2 separate regions of the Homo sapiens genome follow, and region 2 is linked to region 1. A link is a contact called in ENCODE Hi-C or POLR2A ChIA-PET data. All regions are on one chromosome and are shown on one strand. Each heading gives the region's core, a stretch centred on a gene start or an enhancer-like site at or near the end of the contact. The rest is flanking DNA. Distances are from core to core; before and after follow the strand shown.

The links. Hi-C counts contacts between places; a loop is a spot of excess contacts on that map. ChIA-PET counts read pairs that join two places held with the same protein, here RNA polymerase II (POLR2A).
Region 2: a map of ascending aorta shows a loop between it and region 1 (2.0-fold over the local background). The contact joins two enhancer-like sites. A Hi-C loop is called at or near these places in 2 of 168 maps with a recorded cell type or tissue (K562 and ascending aorta) and 1 of 37 single-sample maps with no recorded cell type. POLR2A ChIA-PET finds 5 or more read pairs at or near these places in 4 of 52 experiments (A673, BJ, HepG2 and 1 more).

What each region holds. Positions count from the first base shown.
Region 1 is chr1:219,301,817-219,308,088 of GRCh38, forward strand. It overlaps a transcript of LYPLAL1 not described here. Among named protein-coding and RNA genes, the nearest start is that of LYPLAL1, 130 kb to the left of the region's middle. Within about 2 kb of position 3,180, at least 4 of the 41 ENCODE cell types and tissues checked have a DNase peak (open chromatin) inside an H3K27ac peak, as active enhancers do; they include ascending aorta, where a contact is called at or near this core.
Region 2 is chr1:219,344,231-219,350,502 of GRCh38, forward strand. It overlaps a transcript of LYPLAL1 not described here. Among named protein-coding and RNA genes, the nearest start is that of LYPLAL1, 170 kb to the left of the region's middle. Within about 2 kb of position 3,986, at least 7 of the 41 ENCODE cell types and tissues checked have a DNase peak (open chromatin) inside an H3K27ac peak, as active enhancers do; they include ascending aorta, where a contact is called at or near this core.

The DNA of each region.
Region 1 (6,272 bases), core at 1,930-4,429:
GATATATTTTAAATGCCTCTCTTTTTTATCACTTGCAAAAAGTGGCCAGTAACTAATTCTCCCTTCTCAAATTCCTTTTTGATTTTACAATAGTTCATATTTGTTTTGAATTTTTTAAAAAATACATGATACAGATAAGCAAAAACAAAGAAAAGACAGAATGAAAAAGAGAGAGAGAGAGAGAACTGGGGGTAGGGGCTCTAATTAGAAAAAGGAACTTCTGGAACAAGCAAAAAGGGGTGTGCATAGCAAGGCAGCATTGCCAGCAGTGTTAAGGGTGCACATGCTTCCTGACTTTCTCCCTGTGATGATCCTATTATTCTACAATTCTTAAATGTAGGTCCATCTATTATACTTATTTCTTTCTACTTCATTTGTACTTACCTCAGCTCAGAGGTGCTTCAATAACTGTTAACTGATCTTGCTTCTATCTCTCTCCATCCATTCAGATTACATTGCCTAAATTAGTATTTTCCAAGAGTCACTCTTCTGGGCAAGTATTTTCATTACCTTCACTGGTCTTATAGTATAGAATACCACTCCAGGCCCTGAGCATATTCTAACAGTAAGTTAATTTCAGCCTTATTTTTCACTATTCCCCTCTCCACCCCTGCTTTCCACAGCCCAGAAGCTCCTTATGTTGGTGAGGTGTAGGAGGAGCACGGTCCTCAGAATGAAACTGATCTGGGTGCAAATCCTGGCTTCATCACTACAGAGAGGTTGTGAATCTAGGCAAGTTTCCATATCTCTCTGAGTCTCAATTTTTTTTCATTTATGGAATAAACATAATATTTTTCACCTTGCAGGAACGTGTGGAGGACACATGAGAAAGGTATCCAAACATACATTGCCTAGTGTGGGGCACACCTTAGGTTCTCATTAAGAGTTAGTTTCTTTTCTCTCCAGTCAGATTGTCCCTTTCCCTTTTTCACCTCCAATCTTTGTCTGGGATGCCCACTTTTTCACATCCTTCTATTCTTGATGTTTTTCTCCTCTTTGAAGATCTTCTAGGTCATTCCAGCTCACAGGAATTCCTCTGCTTCCTCTAAATGCCTAATGCATTACATGCATTAGCCATTCACCACTCGTTGGTGGGATCTTTGAGATCTTTCTTGATATGCTGTCATGTTTTATTATTATTCTCCTGTATACAGTCCTCCCTGCATTCCTGCTTTGTTTCACAAAATAGACTATGAGCTCACCAAAAATAGGTCTATTCACTCTGTATTCTCAGTACCTCACACATTTCCAGAAGTATAGAAAATGCTCCACTATCTCTTTATTGAATTGATTTTTATATTTTATTATCTTCCCTAGGTCTTCCCTTGAATCTTAAATCATGAAATATTAATAATTAATCAATCAATTCATTTATTTATTTGTGCGTTTGTTTTCAACAACAATGTATTGGATGTTTACAATGTTCCAGGCACTGATCTAGTTACTCAAGACATAGCTATAAACTAAATAGACAAGTTTTTTGCTTTCATGGATTATCTTATAGTCTAGTGGGTAATAAAAACAATACAAATGTAGATTAATAAATAATTTAAGAGTCATGACTACTCTGAGGGAAATAAAACCAGGTGACAGGAGAGCTAGTGACAGATAAGCAGGGTTGTGCCTGGGGCTTGGGAATCCCCAAGACATTTTGGCCATGGAGCAGATGATCTGCAGCAGGCAATTGGTTGTTTCTTGTCACCCAGTGTTACTGGTGGTTGGAGCTCATCTACTATGTGCAGATCATAGAACATGTGAGCTGTGAGAGAACTCAACAGTGATGAAGTCTAGCAATTCTCAAATACTATTTTATTGCCATATATTTATTCAAGTGAAATCTCATAGGGAAGCCCATAACTCCTGGATGTTTTCATAATTCCGCTGAAAACCTTTGGTCTGGCTTATGTTCTTTACTTTTACAAATGAGGAAACAAATACAAATGGCACATGGAGATGAATGGTCAAAAATTAGATGGCAGACAGGTGTGAATGACATCATAGGTATCTTATGATACCTGATTGGCTCGGGTGGCTACTATGTTTTTCTGTTTGAAGAAACAGTTCCCTTCAAAACAAGTTTCCAACCTAGGGATATGATTTATTGCTCCATTGCAATTTTTAACAGTATTACCCAATTATTTACATAACTTATTCCCTAACTAGTTCTAAATAGTTTTTAGTTGTTGCTTAAGACCAAAACAATTATCTAATAAATATTTACAATGATTTACAAACATAAAGATTGAAGATGTATGTCCCCTTTAGGCTCAGCTGTAAATTACCTTCTCTCTCTCTGATCCCTATAATCCTTTATACCTCCCATATGATATTTGCCAGATTTTACCTTGTAAAATTGCTGTCACAACCTTTTCTGACCCTATACATAAAACTGCAAAAGGTCTGAGACCAGGAAATCATATCTTAATATATTTGTGGTACCCACTAAAAACAGTGCCATGCATTTATAGTAGATGCTAAATAACAAATATTAAATAATTATCCAAGATGCTCAGTTTAATTCAAGCAGACAGAGTCACTGAAAAATTATTTTGAGCATTGATAACATCACTGGCATATGTGGGTAGCCTGCCAGGTGGCAGTCTTGCCAAGGAAAGCATTCATTTGAATGTGTAAGATCTGGTATGTCATCAAAAGCCATTCGTATGATTTCATCGTCATGGCATCTATTTAGTGAGTGACTCTTAGATTACTTAGAGCAGGATGCTAGGTGCTTTGGGTGGGATTCAGAAGAGGCATAAAATATAATCCATTCCTTTAACAAATTAGCAGTGAAGACTGGGAAACAAGAGTCCAAAAATATAAAGTCGTGTATAATTAAGTTCTAAATTGTGTAGTGAAAGTAAGTGAGGCAGAAGTCCAAGGAGTGATCACTAAATGGTGGCTGTGGAGGGTAGGAAAGGCACCAGACCCTAGATTGCCATGAAAACACATATTGAGATGCCAAGTCGTCTACACAGATCTCTGAGGGAATTAAAGGCTAGTCTACACAAGGTCATAGCACAATAAACGAGTCGCAGGAATGAAGAACAAAATTGGCTTTCATTTTTCCTATCGGCAAAGAGGCTTGGCTTGACACAGTACTGCAGGTTTCAAAAATTCCAGTGTCAGATATTGTTCCTAAAGGAGAAACATTCTGAGAACTTGTGAGAATGCAAATTTGTCCTTGCACAGGAGGACGTCAGCCAAAGAGTTCCCAGACATTACTCACTGGTTCGGCATATCCCTCAACCTACTAGGCTAAGTTGTGCCATGTCACTGAGGGGACCACAGTCTGTTCTTACATGGACTGTGGCTCAAGAAATTAGGAATGGGAAGGACCAGAATTTACAGTGTGGAGATGAAAGGTACAAGCCTTATAAGGAGAGATCACAAAAGAAAAATGTTAGACTATCTGGAATGCCAGGTGATGAGATATGACATGTAACATGGGTAGTTAACCCATCAGGAGCTCTAGACACAAATATACTCCCTTTCTTTCAGGGTGTAGAGTACTCTGTAATTGGTGTAGGAAGCATATAAGGTGCTGTTTTCATAAGTCTTTAGCCTGGATGGAAAGTTATGCAGAAGTTAGAAAAGAGACATACTGAAGAAAAAAACAGCCGAAGATGCCTCCCCCTCAAGACTATTCATTTATCTATAAAGGATGTTTTGGGGTCACAAAATTGGATGATACTTCCAAGGACTCCATAAAATTATTGTGAAGCCTATAATGGCTGATGTAAAACACTGAAATAACAGTGCATGTCTTAAACTGATGCACGCAACTTGATTGAACAGGATAATGGCACAATGGCAGAAAGTGATATTCAGGGCATTGGGTATCTGTTGAAAACCCTATCGTTTACAAACAGAAATTTGTTGACCACTTACTCTGTGTTGGGTGCTGTACCAGGTGCTGTGAGAATATGAAAGAAATACAAGGCTGATTCCTCTGCTGAGAGAAATCTAAAATTGGAGGGGAAATGAGGATCCATATATGTCCTTGGCAAAACAACCTCTTTCTTCCAACACCACCAGCTTCATCATCACTATCAACTCTGAACTACAATACTTCCATTTTGTTTATGCGGTATTTTATGATTTAACCCAGGAATGTTGACAGTATTCTCCCATTTCCAGATTAAAGATATTTCATTTGTCCAGGTTATCTCAGGTTACATGAAAAGTAATCTTATCTTTGACACTCTGAAAGTCTCAGCTACTACTAGCGTTTTCTAACAGACAATGAACTCCATACATGTAATTTAGTTCACATCAATCATACAGAACATATAAATATATACATATGAATGGTATCTTCTTGAGTGTAGACTTTGAGAGGCCAAGTCCAAAATACTTTTGGAAAATCTCTTTGGAAATTGTCTTCAACAAATGCATTGCATTCTCTGGTTTCCTAATGCTGTCAGATATGTAACTTGTAAACAATAAATTTTATAAGTAACCAAAGGTTATTGGGAGCTCTGATGGTTAATTTTGTGTCAATATGACTGAGCCACAGGGAGCCCAGGTATTTGGTTTATGATTATTCTAGTGTGTCTGTGAGTGAGTTTCTGGATGAGATTAACATTTGAATCAGTAGAATGAGTAAAGCACACTGCCATCCCTAATTTGGGTGGGTGTCATCCAATTAGTTGAAGACCTTAATAGAACATAAAGTCTAGTAAGAAAGAATTCCTTCTGCATATCAACATGGGACATAAGTTTTTTATATTTTTTTCCTTTGGACTTGAAGGAAAGCACTGGCTCTTCCTGGGTCTCCAGCCTATTAGACTTGGACTGGAGTTACACCATCACCTCTCCTAGGTCTTCAGCTTGCTTATGTAGATATTGGGGCTTGTCATCCTCCATAATTATGTGAGCCAAATCCTTAAGATATATAGGTAGGTAGGTAGACAGACAGATGCATAGATAGATAGATAGATAGATAGATAGATAGATAGATAGATAGATACATAGACAGATGCATAGATAGATATAGATAGATAGATAGATAGATAGATAGATAGATAGATAGACAGACAGACAGACAGACAGATAGATAGAGATAGAAAGTAAATCTCCTATTGGTCCTGTTTCTCCGGAAAACCCTTATTGATGCAGAGGCCAAACTCAATGAATACATTAGTTGATAAGCTGGTAATACAATTTTTGGCCACATGTATTCCAAATGATATATATACACATACATATATATATATATATATGTATATATATATATATAATCATCTCATCCCTTATTTTTCTTATAGGATCATAAACTGACTTTGAAAGTAACTTTAAAATGGGAATTCCAAATAGCTCTTGAGCAATGGAAGTATGTGGCAGAGAAAACTAGCTGGTCACAAATTCATTTCTTCTTTCTACTTAGAATGCAGCTTGACTGCGTTTCCCGACTGTCTTGCTTGTGACTGAGTCTTCACATATACCCCTTTTAGGTGTGGCTTATAACGATCTCCCACACAAGATTTCACACTCTTTTCTGTTCAGTGGTGACATTAGCCATGAATTGAAGATGGTGGAATGTGAGATGGTTTCTTCCAAACCCAAGTCCCTGCATCAACTAGAAGAGAGCTGATTAGGAATACTCATTTTGGATTTTATAGGACCAAAAAATAAATTTGCATTTTGTTAAGCCACTGAGATATGGGTAGTGTGGCTATTTTGTAACCTTAGTTGTTGATGGCTGAAATTGCCTAATTAATAAGCAGCATCATTAGAATTAGAGCAAAGTTGAGAACATTAGAGGACAAGATACATGTCAATAACATCTGATTTCATTGTTAATATTTGATATGGTTTGGCTCTGTGTCCCCACCCAAATCTCATCCTGAATTGTACTCCTATAATCCCCAAGTGTTGTGGGAGGGACACAATGGGAGATAGTTTGAATCATGGAGGCAGTTTTCCCCATACTCTTCTCATGGTAGTGAACAAGTCTCATGAGATCTGATGGTTTTATCAGCGGTTTCTGCTTTTGCTTCCTCCTTATTTTTTCTTGCCGCCGCCATGTAAGAAGTGCCTTTCACCTCCCACAATGATTCTGAGGCTCCCCAGCCATATGGAACTGTAAGTCCAATTAAACCTTTTTTCTTCCCAGTCTTGGGTATGTCTTTATCAGCAGCATGAAATCAGACAGGAAAATGTGAGAAAGTTTGGAACTTCCTAGAGACTTGTTGAATGGCTTTGACAAAAATACTGATAATGATATGGACAATGAAATCCAGGCTGAGGTGGTCTCAGATGGATATGAG
Region 2 (6,272 bases), core at 2,736-5,235, 43 kb after region 1:
AAAGAAACCAGTGAACCCCCATTGTTTTCTCAGACCATATCCAGTTTTTATTCTTTATAGCATTTGACACTGCAAACTATCTACCTTTCTGAAAGTGGCTCCTCCTTTGACTTCTGGGCATTGCACGATTCTCGTCTCCCTTCTCTTTCCAAACTCTTTTGTCTCTCCTGTACTTACTGTTTGTCCTCCTCCCATTCTCTAACTGGGAGTCTTCCCCCAGGATTTATCCTTTTATACTTTGCAACTATTTTACGTGTATTTTATCAGAATTCTTCATCTTATGGTTTTAAATAAGTCCACAGCATAAGTGACTTCCTGTTTTATATCAACAGCCTTAACATTTTCTTGACATCTCTCCCAAATTATCATTGTCTCTTGAATATTACTGCCCCACCCTAACCGCTCCAGCTCTATATGTCTGGGACCTAGTTCATGTTTCTCCCCTGAGCCTGCTCTCCCTTTGACATCCCCAGACTTCCTAATGGTTAAATAGTTTCTATAATAAAATGATTGGAGTTCTCCTTGACTTCTTCTATTTTACTTGTTCCAAGGAGTCCATTAAAATATCCAGTCAATCCTTGCTTTGAGATGTTTCTGAAAATATTTCATTTCTTTCCAAACTCGCTGTATCCTATATGTACATTAAACCTCCCCCAACACACATATTCAGTGTCTTATTACTGAACTTTTTTTCTGAGATGGCTTCTTAACATCTTCCACCCACAAAATCCTCCCCATATTTATCCTATATGTGACTCAAAGCTCTACTCACATATCATTTTGTCCTCAGTATTTTTCCTAATCATAATAGTCAGAAATGATAACTTTCTTTTCAGCACATGATTTGTAATGCTTAAACTTCAATTAATAAATAGGAATATTTCTTTCTGTATTTATAGAACTATAGGTTAGAGAGTGTCTTCAAATATAATATATCAGGTAACCATCACTTGTTTATCATTATTATATGTTTGTACACATATTTAATCACCTCTATTAGAAAATAAACTCTCATGAGAATTAATATCTTGTATTTTTCTCCACAGTAACCATATAGCAACTTCCACAGAGTAGATGTCCTAAAAGATTAATGGAATGTGTAATTTAATGGATAAAATGACAATGATCCTAAGCATATACCCACATGAAGCTGCCTCTGTTTTCTCCTCTCCCTTACCAGAAAGCTGCTGCTGCTTGTGATGAATAGTTTTTTGGGGATTTGGTTTTGTTTTGGATTCATGAATTAACTCTCATTCTAAGATGCAATTAGGAAACTGTAAGTTATAATTAAATATCCAGAGAAATGATGTACATGTGTGCTGCTGGAAATACATTTCTAAGGCAAGTTTTGGTGAGAACACAAACAGACTTTAACTTGATGCCTGCATGAGGTGAACCCTAATAGGTTAGGAGGAGATCTGGGGTGGGTGAGGTGGAGAGCAATCCCATCCATTTCCCTTCACCTTTCTTTCTTTTGCTTCCTCCAAACACATATTGGAAAGGTCACTGCTGTTCAGAAGAAGGTTTTTGAAAAAAGGGAGGAAAATGAAAGGAAGGAAGCATGGACAGGACATGGCTATAGCAGGCTTGACTCAAAGGCAAATTTTGACTACTTCATTCCAATGCTGTCCCTGTCTTCCAACCCCCTCAATGTGATACTCACACACTCAACGAGTGGTTCTCCTTTATCCCTGTGATGTGTTTTCCATCCTATTCTATTTATATCAGTTCCTCTGGCCCCAGGGTCAGCAATGTTTGGAACATGGAGTTGTACAAGGAAAGGCTGCCCTCTAGGAAAATCCACAGAAGGGAGTCCAGGTATTACTGAAACACCAGGGGTTTGGTCTAGGGCTTGTTCCTCACCTCACAGAAAGCCAGTCACTGAGACTATGAGTATTGCCAGGGAAGAAGGCTTTATTGGGGTGCTGCAGCCAAGGAGATGAGAGATCAGTCTCAAATCTGTATCTCTAACTGACTAAAATTGAAAGTTTATACAGCAAGGAAGGAGTGTGACTATGTGTGGGAAAACAGGAATTAGAAAGGGTAAGGAAGGAAAGGTGGCCAACTGAAAGCAGGTGGTCAGTTAGGGAAACAGGAATTAGGGACAAGTAAGGAAGAGGAGTGTCAGTTCCTTGATACCGTCTGGGAGAACTGAGGGTCTTTCTGAGAAAGGAACTCAGATAAGACAAACATAAGTTTCAACTTTTAAGACCAGGAGGGTCAATTTCTATTTTTTTTTTTTTTTTTCAAAAAAGCCATAAACATCAGTTCTATGGGAAAATAGGGCCAGTTTCATAAGAGGGCTTTGGTACTGAGCATCCATTTGGCACACAAACATGTGTGCAGGAAAAGAATGAAAAGATAGGGATACTGGCAGAGAGACGCTGTGTTGAACCAACTTTCCAGGACATCCCCAGGAGACCTGTGAAGACAGGTGGAAGGTTTGGGGGAGAATCAGAGCTTAATGTGTATGTGATCATATTTACACATATAGGCTGGTAGCCCCATAAGTGGGGGGCCATAAAAAAGAAGTTGCAAATTAGAAAGTAAAGGTTAACTAGAAGCTGGAGACCAAGGTGGAAACACCTGATTAGAAGGGAAACAGAGACCAGGAAGAGCACGCCCTGCCTCTCTGAAACCTGGGCAGAGAGAGAGAAGAGCTCAGCCTGGGGAAGGTAATTTGAAATGTATTTTAACAAACACCAAAACCCCTATTTTGTTTCTTTTATTTGAGACTTGACAAATCTTGTTTATTATAGGTAACATGTGTTTTTAAACCACACAAGCACCTCTGACAGTACTTCAATTTTGCTTCTTGTTAATCTTCCTCTTTTTTAGCCTCTTTTCTGTGTTTTATTCACATTTCTCTTAAACTGACATCATCAATTTTGCTCTTATTAACCATGATTTTTCAAAAATGCTCCTTGATTTTTTACCTTATTACCACTTTTCCATTTCCTTTCTCTTATCCTTATTTCTGGACAAGCTGCTATGCCCAGGGTTTTGATTAATTCACTTTTTGGCCATTCTTTTTCTTTTTCTTTTCCTTTTTAGCTAGGTCTGGCTTTTGGCTTCTGAATGTTGATCAGTGTTCTCCCTTGCTCCATATGCTAATTAACAACCAATACCCCCAAATTCTTTCATTAAAAAGTAGTCTTGATACAAGAACTGTTTAAGTCAGAACCCTCCATATTTCCTTCTTTGTCACTGGCAAAAAGCTGTGAGAAGGATTCTTGATGCCTCCACAATCACCGGGGCCTTGTCCTGAAACAAAGAAGACTGTCCAGGCTTTGTTACTCATCAGAACTAAAATAATACCACCCCCCAGGATTCTGTCACTTTTTGTTTTCCCTTTTATTCAAAAGGAAAAATAGCATGTAGCTGCCAATAGATGCTGTGATCTACAAAATATTTGCACAACATAATTTATTTTTTTATTAAGAGGTGTGGCTAGAATGATTCAAATAACCCATTACTTTCTTCTCACATGTCCTGCCATCCCTGTCAAGAAATAATGAATTCAACTTTTGTCAGAAAAACTTCTTTCACTGGATGAGACAGGTCAATTGGGTGCATGAAGCATATTTTCCCTTCTTTTTCACAAAAGGCTCCAGATTCTCCTTGATGCACAGAAAAAAAAAAAATCACCAGGCCCTTGAGCTCCCCCACAGGAGCAGCCAAAAGAAAAGCTTAAAATATGTTCCTTGGCAGAGAAATGCTCTTATTCCCATGGAAAAGAAAAAAAAATAAAATAAGAAATCTGGATTATTGCTCATCTGAGGGCCATGTGGGTCTCCAAATAGACTTTGTAGCAAATATGTGCTTCCTGTGATCCAGCAGTGAGCACTGCTAACCTGGCCAAGTCAGCAAAGAGGGAAAGTCAATTTCACATGGGAGCCTTGTCCATAAAACAAACGCAGCTCTGCTCAGGTTGTGTGTATTGCCCAGCTGCTGCCTTTATGTAGAAGTCAGGCAAACCCCACTTCCACAGTGCCAGCCACGCCCTCTGGGCCATGGGCCAGTGGTCATTTCCAGCAGCAGAGACTGAGGGCAGGGCAGGGTTGGAAGGAGCTGCTGTAGTGAGTGAAGTGAGAACACCGGCCAACGTGGGAGCAAAGTAGCAAGCCAAGGCTTGGTTGGGGTCAATTCGTGTGGGTCTGTAAATCTCCTTCATGGATCATTAGTGCTGAAAGGGGCCTCTGCAGGTCATTCTGTGTATTCCTCAGCTTCTTCTGGGTCACTTCCACACATGGTTTTCCTTCCAGGTCTGATAGATTTTCAAGAAAGAATATGTCTTCAGTCTTCTTTTTTTATCTCCTAAATTCTCCATTTCATTCTTCTTGAGTACTGATATACTCGACTAATTTGACCTAATAAGCTAAAATTTTAGGTAGTTAAATCATCAGGTTTGATTACTGTACAGTCTATGGTAAATATGCAGCCAGCTGTCTAGCAAATGTTCAGAAGAGCCAGAGAGTGTGCATGAAGCTGTATAATCTATTGCCTTTCCCGGGAGAAAACCCCATATTTACATATTTTTTCAACAAATAATTGATTGAGTGCCTGCTATATATCAGAAACTTCCTAGAACTTCCTTTGCCATCCTGTCTCTAATGGCAAAGGATGAAAAAAAGACAAAAATCTCCACTTTGTAGAATTTACATATCTTGGTGATGGAGTAAAACATCATCTCTAATATAAAGGCAATCTCTACTATCACCATCTCAGCTATTATATCATTGACTGCTACTGTAGTTCATATGATTATTTCATTTTAGACTGACAACAATTCATGCAGTAGGGAACATCATTTCTTTTTCATAAAAGAGAAAATTGGGCTTTAGAGAGGTTACGTAACTTGCTCAACACTGTGAAAAGGTGAAAACAGGTCTGCTGATTTCAGAGCCTGGCTCATAACCACTGGACTGACTACATACAAATAATTGACCTAGATAGTCCCCACGTCTTGACCCTCTTTATTTTAGTGCTCTTGAAAGTATTCCCAGAGAAATCCTTTTTAGGATGGTTATAGACATATAGTTCATTCAGTTCAGCATGAACTGAGAAACTACTCTGTGTTAGGAGCTAACCTAGAAGTTGATAACACAGTGAAATGTGATCCCCAGCTTCACAAAACTTTGATATATGGAGAGGAAAGAGGTGTAGGCAGTATGATGAGGTAAATGCTATGAGAGAGATGTGAACAGACTGTTAATGAAGCATAATTTGAAGCATAAAATAAGGGCATCTAAGCCCATCCTCTGATAGGGAAAGTTCCTCAGGGATGATAACATCAAGTAAAGAAGAAAAGAGTGTGCGTGCATGTGATCATATGCCTGTGTGCATGTGTACCTATGCATGCATGTATGTATGTGTACTCATGTGCATATGTGTGTATGCATGTTTGTGTGTATGTGCTTGTGTGTTCATGTGTGTAGTGATCAAGAGGGCAGCATGAAAACAAAGTGGAGAGAGTGGGAATCAGTCTGGCAACAGGACACAGTCATGAAACAAAATGGTACATTGGATAAACTTAAGAGTAGCACCTTTTAAATTTAGACTAAGAAAAACTTCCAGGCTTGATCTTACTCTGCCCATCACTTATACTCAAGCCTCTCACTGTGTATGTTTATCTTGCTTTAATCTCTAAAATAACAGGGAAAAATAGTAACATGATCTTAGAAATGTCTTCACCTCCACTCTTTTTACCTAGCAATTGGATTTTCTTGGAGTAATATAAGCCATTACATTATTCAATGATGCCTTTGATTTCACTGCAAACTGCTGAGATTAGAGTGAGGTTCCATTGCATATTAAAAACAAATAGTTTTCCAAAGCAGAATTTTAACCTGTAAACTCTAATGTACCTTCAAATTAATTTGTGTGGATAGAGATGGATAGAGTGAAGAATTTTAAAAGGTGTCTATTTTTTAAGTGATTTTTTATAGCATCAGATGCTCATGTTTTCCATTCAGATCGATGAAGCCACAGCCTGAGATCCACATGCATGCCCTGCCACACTGTATATGTTTTCAATCAGTTCTACAAGGTTGTTATTTTTTTTTTCAATGTCAAAACTTAACCCACACACGGTCTCATGAGGCATAGAGATGCCTAAGCCACAATGCTGGGTTGTAGGACCTAATATCCGTGTAATGATGGGATTGGCTGCAGGGCACATTTGGAAATAATCTTCAGCTTTTGGAATTGAGACCAAGGGCAGGAAATAATAAAACTGTGTGAAGCTACACTGCCTCCTCCTTCTGTTCCCA